Linked DNA regions of Mus musculus: region 2 is linked to region 1. The links are chromatin loops, found by intact Hi-C in ENCODE. Cell type or tissue: left cerebral cortex. All regions are shown on one strand. Links, peaks and the distances in the headings refer to the core of each region. The heading gives the core; the rest is flanking DNA. Region 1 holds the start of Hk1 (hexokinase 1). Region 2 holds the start of Supv3l1 (suppressor of var1, 3-like 1 (S. cerevisiae)).

Region 1 (2,904 bases), core at 273-2,772:
GTGCATATGTGTGTGTGTGTGTGTTAGTTTGAGATTTATGTGGGCCTCAAATGCTAATCTTTTTGAGGGGAGATCCTATTAGGAAAATAATTTAAATACAACAGTTAGGCCCTCCCTGGGCCTGGAAATGGCGATATACAGGTTGCGCCCCCCCCCCCAAACTTTAACCTGTAGGCTCCCAAGTTCATTCTATGAGAGTACTTCCCACTTAATTTGTTAGACACAAGTGTTTATGCTCTTTCACAAAAATCATGGGGTGTAGACATCAGTAGTTACAGCTCCATCTTAGGGGTAAAGAAGTGACTGAGGACACATCTGCACCTGCCATTGGGCAGGGTGGGGATGTGTCCTGGATAGAGGTATCAGGTCTACCACCTCTTTCTCAGTGGGCAGTGGTGGCTGGAAGGGTCCTGGGGTACTTGAGGGGTGTTCCAGGCATGGGCTCCTAGCCCCCCAGGTGTGGGCTAGAAGTTAGCCTCTATAGTTCCCTCAGGACAGATGCTGCAGCCCTGGTCATGGGAACATGGCCTGCAAGGGAAGCTTAAGTAAGAGACACTGCATACAACGGCCAGGTCACCAGCACTGAAGCTAAGAAAACCCTGCCCGACTCCTGAGCAGCAACTGTAACGCATTGCCTCAGACTCCTCACCTGTAGAATCAGAGCCACTTCTGTATGTCAGAGTTCTTACTTGTCATAAGGTACAAATACGATTTCCCCTCAACCTGAGTCCTGAACAGTACCCCCAACCTCCCAGAACCCGGATGCCCAAGAGCTAGAGAAGGGTGGGAGGATCGGGACAGGCTGGGAATAGGCCAAAATTCCCACTCGGGGACCATGAGCTCTTACATGATGTCACAGGGGCAGGCGCTTTGGGTTTCGCTATGTGAACTCTGACAGGCTGTGGTGGGACTCCGAGCATCATCCTTAGATTTTGGATCCTCGATGGCAGGCAGGCACAGGGACCCAGTGCAAGATCTGTGAAGCCGCCTAGTTTCGGCTTCCGCTCTCTTTCCACGCCCACTTGTGTGCTTCCCCAACAGGGAGGATGGGAGGGGTGGGGGACGAGCCCTAATCTCCGAGGAAGGGGTGTGGCTCCGTTCGCGTTCTCCAGTTTGTGGTGTCCTGGATCTGTCCTCTGGTCCCCTCCAGATCGTGTCCCACACCCCACCCACTCTGGCTTGGCACTGTGCCACCACGCGTGACCGCGCGCTCCTTACGTGGGGAACGTGCAGGGTGATGCCTCCTTTCCGGCGCGGGAGGGAGCGGCCGTCATTCTCCTGCTCTGGCTGGGAAGCCCCAGCCATAGCGCGGCAGTGGCGCCTTGTAGCCAATGGGGACTGAGGAGGTGGGCCGGCTGGCGGTTGTCACCCTCCCGGGGACGGGAGCTCGGAGGTCTGGAGAGAGCAGGCAGACGCCCCGCCCAGGGACTGAGGGGGAGGAGCCAAGGGAGGAGGAGGTGGAGTCGCGGATCCGCCGCTGGAGGACCACTGCTCACCAGGGCTACTGAGGAGCCACTGGCCCCACACCTGCTTCTCCGCATCCCCCACCGTCAACATGATCGCCGCGCAACTACTGGCATATTACTTCACCGAGCTGAAGGATGACCAAGTCAAAAAGGTGAGCCCCGCCGGCGCCGCCCTGGCCACAGCCTTGCATTCCCGCATCCGCTCGCCACCGCCTGCATCCTCCCCCCGGCCTCTCCCGGCTAGACAGCATCTAGTTGGACTACAGGGTGCAGGCGACAGGCCTCATGCTGGGATTCACCCGGGCATTGTGGGCATGCGGGCGTGCTTGTGGTTTGAGGAGCTGGGCGGCCGGCTGAAGACCCCCCCCCTTCCTCCCACGGCTGGATTGCATACTGCAGTGTCCTTGAAAAGGACCATGGATGTCAGATGGGTACCCGCACGCAGTGCCGGGCTGAGACCTGTCTAGGTGGGGACCAGCTGGCCTGTCTATAGGCCTGTTTTGAAAGGTCCACGCGCGCCGTGGGCGGGGAAGGTGTGATCGCCGAGATAGGCTGGGGAGGTGAGTGAGCAGCTGGCGGGGGTGCTGGCTGGAAGCCAGGCATCCCATATTTGGGGTTCCCATTTGGAGAATACGATGCCCTCCTGAAACTGTCACTGGGCTCCCCCAGCTGTTGCAGCTGCTCCTTACTCTGAGGACGGGGTGACCCGCCTGGCTTTCCGGTGAGGGGAGGGGAGCAGAGGCCACCGGAAACTTTGCTCATAGGCCTCAGGTCGAGAACCGCACGTCTGAATGGAATTTTTTCTTCCTCTAAACCTGTAATTTCCAGGCAGTCTCAGCCTAGGAGCTCAAATAAGACACTTTAGTCACTTGAAGAGCTCGGAGGGGTTGGCATTCGTTCCTTGTGACTTGTGAGTTCTTGCACATGGACGCTGGGTCCTAGGGGTGATGTTCATCTAGTATAAAGTGCCGTCTGCTGGTGGGTCTTAAAGATGTACCTCACTTTTCTGCCACCATCAGTAAGACGGGATGTTTTTTTCCTGAGATAGACTAAGTTGGTTAGGAAAACACCTAGGACATTTTTATTTGTGCTATGGGTATGCCTTACCTACCCTAGGATAGGTTAATAGCATCATCACCCTGACAGACACTGGGACAAGAGGTACTATCTACAGGTGAGAGGCGGCAGTGACTAGGCTCTGTCCTTTCCTGGCCTGAGACTTCTCATCCTGCACCTTCAGAAGCAGTCTTACCGGGGACTGTGACCTCCTGAAGGTCACACAGCTGGTTAGAGGTGGAGTCTGGGCGGGGCTCTGACCCTCCTCCCACTCGAGAACTTGACCAAGACTCCCCCTGGGTGTCAGCTGAAGGGGAGGTGCTGAGAGACAAGACTGTTGGAGATGCAGCTCTTATCCTGAATAGGGACCAGGAATAGGGTG
Region 2 (2,904 bases), core at 263-2,762, 110 kb before region 1:
TCCCCTTGCTCAGGACTCTTAAGAATCGTCCATCATGGGTCCTTGGTCCAAGAGCTGCACCAATAAACCTGACCTTGTTCGTTTGCCAAATGAACCAAACCCATGAGCCTCTCACCAAGGAGGGTTCTCAAGGAGGCCTACCCATATTATTACTGCAGACTCTGCGGATAGAATAAGTGCAGTTGAGATCGAAAGACCCTCGATCAATTTCAGAGAAGGAAGGCCATTCGAGTTCAGGGTCCGAACTTTGAGGGTTTTGACTTAGCACCAGATGGTTTTAGAGCTTTGACTCCGAAGCCATATCCCGCAACTCATTTTCTGAAATCAGAAAACTTGTCAAGAAGGGATAGAGACAGAGGATTGACCGATGGCGCGGGTTGGAATGAGGACCACCAGACACCGAACGAACGAAGTTGTTACTGGGTCCAATTTTCTAAAAACCGAACGGCTCCTGAACTCAGAAACTAGATGGTGTTGGGGACCTCTCGGCAGAGGACTGAGGGAACGTCGCCACACATGGCTTCCCTCCTAGTGTTTGGCCGGCCAAGAACTGAATGGTCACGCCCAGACGGAACGAACAGAGGCACCTCTTTCCTTACAACTCGGGTGGGACCGAGTGCTGTAGTAGATAGGAGTAAGATCAAACTTTAACCAGGTACACAGAGCATACTTTGTGGTTATAACTTTCGAGATGCGAGGAGTACAAACTGCTCACGTTAACTGAATTCTGCAGCTCATGGTGGAGCACATGCCTAGCTTGCTCATGGCCCCTACATGGAGCCCTAGCACCAAGGAGAGAAGCACGTGTATTGACACACGTGTCACGTAAGCGCCAGTTATCGTACAACCGGATTTCTCTGCAACCCGTCTTGATCTGTAGCAGATCAAGCTACGTCCTCTAACGTTATCCTATCAGGAAACTACGGATATTAATGCACCAATCTTCTTGGAAATGCACTTTAGCGTTTGAAGCCACATGATGCAGGATAGACAGTTTGGTCACATGACGACGCTTGTACGGTTCCCTTCCGCGCATCTGTAACATCCCTTAAGATGCCTGATTACTTTCCCTTCTTTCGAGAAAGACGCTGCCAATTGCCGCAGAAAGAGTGAGAGGATGGGAGCTCGTTTCTGCCACTGTAACGTACAGAGGTCGTGCTCCCACGAAGAGGCGCGCTCCCAACCCTTCCATCTCCTTTTCCTTCAGGCGCACGCGGGGGCAGCCCTGTGTCTCTCTGGGTCCTTTCGCTCCGCGGGCGCCGGAGCTACGTCACCGAGCGGCGCCAGTGGTCCGGATTTTCCCCGGCTCCATTCGAGCCGCGGCCTCAATGTCCTTGCCTCGGTGTACCTTGCTGTGGGCTCGGCTCCCGGCGGGGCGCGGGGCTGGGCCCCGGGCGGCCCCTTGCTCCGCCCTTCGCGCTCTCGTGGGGTCGTTCCCGGGGGCTTCAGGACGCGTTCCCTGCTTGGCCGCCTCCTCCTCTGCCTCTGGTGGCTCCAAAGCCCCGAACACGTCCTTGTTCGTGCCGCTGACGGTGAAGCCTCAGGGTCCCAGCGCCGATGGCGACGTGGGCGCGGAGCTCACTCGGCCTCTAGACAAGAGTGAGTGCTGGAGCCTCCCGGCAGAGCGGCAGGGTCTGCAGCCTGGGCCTACATAGTGCAATGTCTGTTCCTTTTTGGAGCCCTTAGCACCCGAGCCTAAGTCATATTTAGTCTCTTCTGTAGTTGACATTGACCGTTCTCTTCGGTCGAGGAGGTTAAGAGTTTTGTCCCTAAGTGGTGCGCCGCTTGTGCTCCTAGAGTCCTCATGGAGGGATTAAACAGTGAGGACTTGCCATTGACCTGATGTGGATGTCTAACGATGTTAAAATTCCATCTGGTTGCCAAGACAACGGGTCTCAGATCCGGATTTCTCAATAAATTTACTCTCCCACGAGACAGACCTGAATTTAAATACAAGATAAAAGTTGATAAAACTGTCTTTGCCAAAAAGTAGTATCGTCCCAGGTTCCAGAGATGAATAAAAAAAAAACCTTTAGCATCACTGGGTTGAAGTGAGTTTTGTCCTACCTGCATTTGGGTGAGCTTGACAATGGGAGGGTGAAAGGTTTCTTTTCACCAAATGACATTCTTAGAGACTGAAAGAAAACCACATTTCTTTTAGGCACAAGCTGTCTTCCTGGCTCTTCAACAAGCAATATTGATGCTTCCTATTGTGACTTTAAAATATAGGCTTCATGTTGGGAGTCAGAGGCAGAGGATGGCAAGTTCAATACCAGCCTGGGCTACAGAATGAGTTCAAAACAGGCTTGGAAAACTTAAGAGAGGTCCTATTTCAAAATAAAAAAATTAAACAAGGTTTCTCTGTGTGGCTTTGGCTGTCCTGGAATGTGCTCTGTAGACCAGGCTGGCCTCAGACTCACAGAGATAGGCCTGTGTCTGCCTGCCGAGTCCCTGGATCAAAGGCCTGGGCTACCTGCACCTCCAGGCAGCAGAGTGTTCTTTTTTAATGTGCTTGAAGATATAACCCTGGGATATATGCCTTGCCAAGCACGCAGTGCCGTGGGGTCATTTCCCAGTACTGTGAAATCAACTAACAAGGTAGTACTCCTCCTCTTCCCCTTCCTTTCCCTCTACTTTTTCCCTCCTCAAGATAAGCTCGAGCTGTTCTCAGACTGGGGATTGTCATTAATTACTGCACAGGCTACCGTTGCTAACACTGCTCTTAGTAGTGAATTACATCTGCCTCTCATAGCAGGACTTGCCTTTTCTTGGTTACTCAAGAAGAGCTTTGGGCACAAGGGGAGGTTTGATGGTGACTCTGTGGGGGTGGGGGGAGGGGGACTGGCTCTCTCCTTGTGTGTCTGTGGTCTGTCAGGGATGGTGCATTGCTGTACTCTTGTCATT

Evidence for each region. A loop is a pair of places that touch in the nucleus more often than their neighbours do. Peaks named below come from ENCODE experiments on the same cell type or tissue, not always from the same donor. Only the 100,000 strongest peaks of a DNase experiment are listed, where the experiment ranks them.
Region 2: it touches region 1 in a loop (6-fold over the local background); 1 of 42 quality-filtered maps calls a loop at or near these places.

What each region holds. Positions count from the first base shown.
Region 1 is chr10:62,338,727-62,341,630 of GRCm38, reverse strand. Hk1 (hexokinase 1) reads left to right here and starts at 1,210. Exons shown (of 18, transcript NM_001146100.1): 1 at 1,210-1,618. The coding sequence starts at 1,556. Hk1os (hexokinase 1, opposite strand) reads right to left here and starts at 1,397. Exons shown (of 3, transcript NR_168630.1): 1 at 1,219-1,397. In left cerebral cortex, for the core only: a CTCF peak has its summit at 1,341; DNase peaks (open chromatin) are centred at 1,299, 2,018 and 2,718; H3K4me3 peaks cover 2,500 bases; H3K27ac peaks cover 2,500 bases.
Region 2 is chr10:62,448,110-62,451,013 of GRCm38, reverse strand. It overlaps Supv3l1 (suppressor of var1, 3-like 1 (S. cerevisiae)), which reads left to right and starts at 1,276. Exons shown (of 15, transcript NM_181423.3): 1 at 1,276-1,599. The coding sequence starts at 1,329. It overlaps 4930507D05Rik (RIKEN cDNA 4930507D05 gene), which reads right to left and starts at 1,854. Exons shown (of 1, transcript NR_027926.1): 1 at 1-1,854. In left cerebral cortex, for the core only: no CTCF peak of the experiment used is centred there; DNase peaks (open chromatin) are centred at 950, 1,240 and 1,492; H3K4me3 peaks cover 2,147 bases; H3K27ac peaks cover 1,697 bases.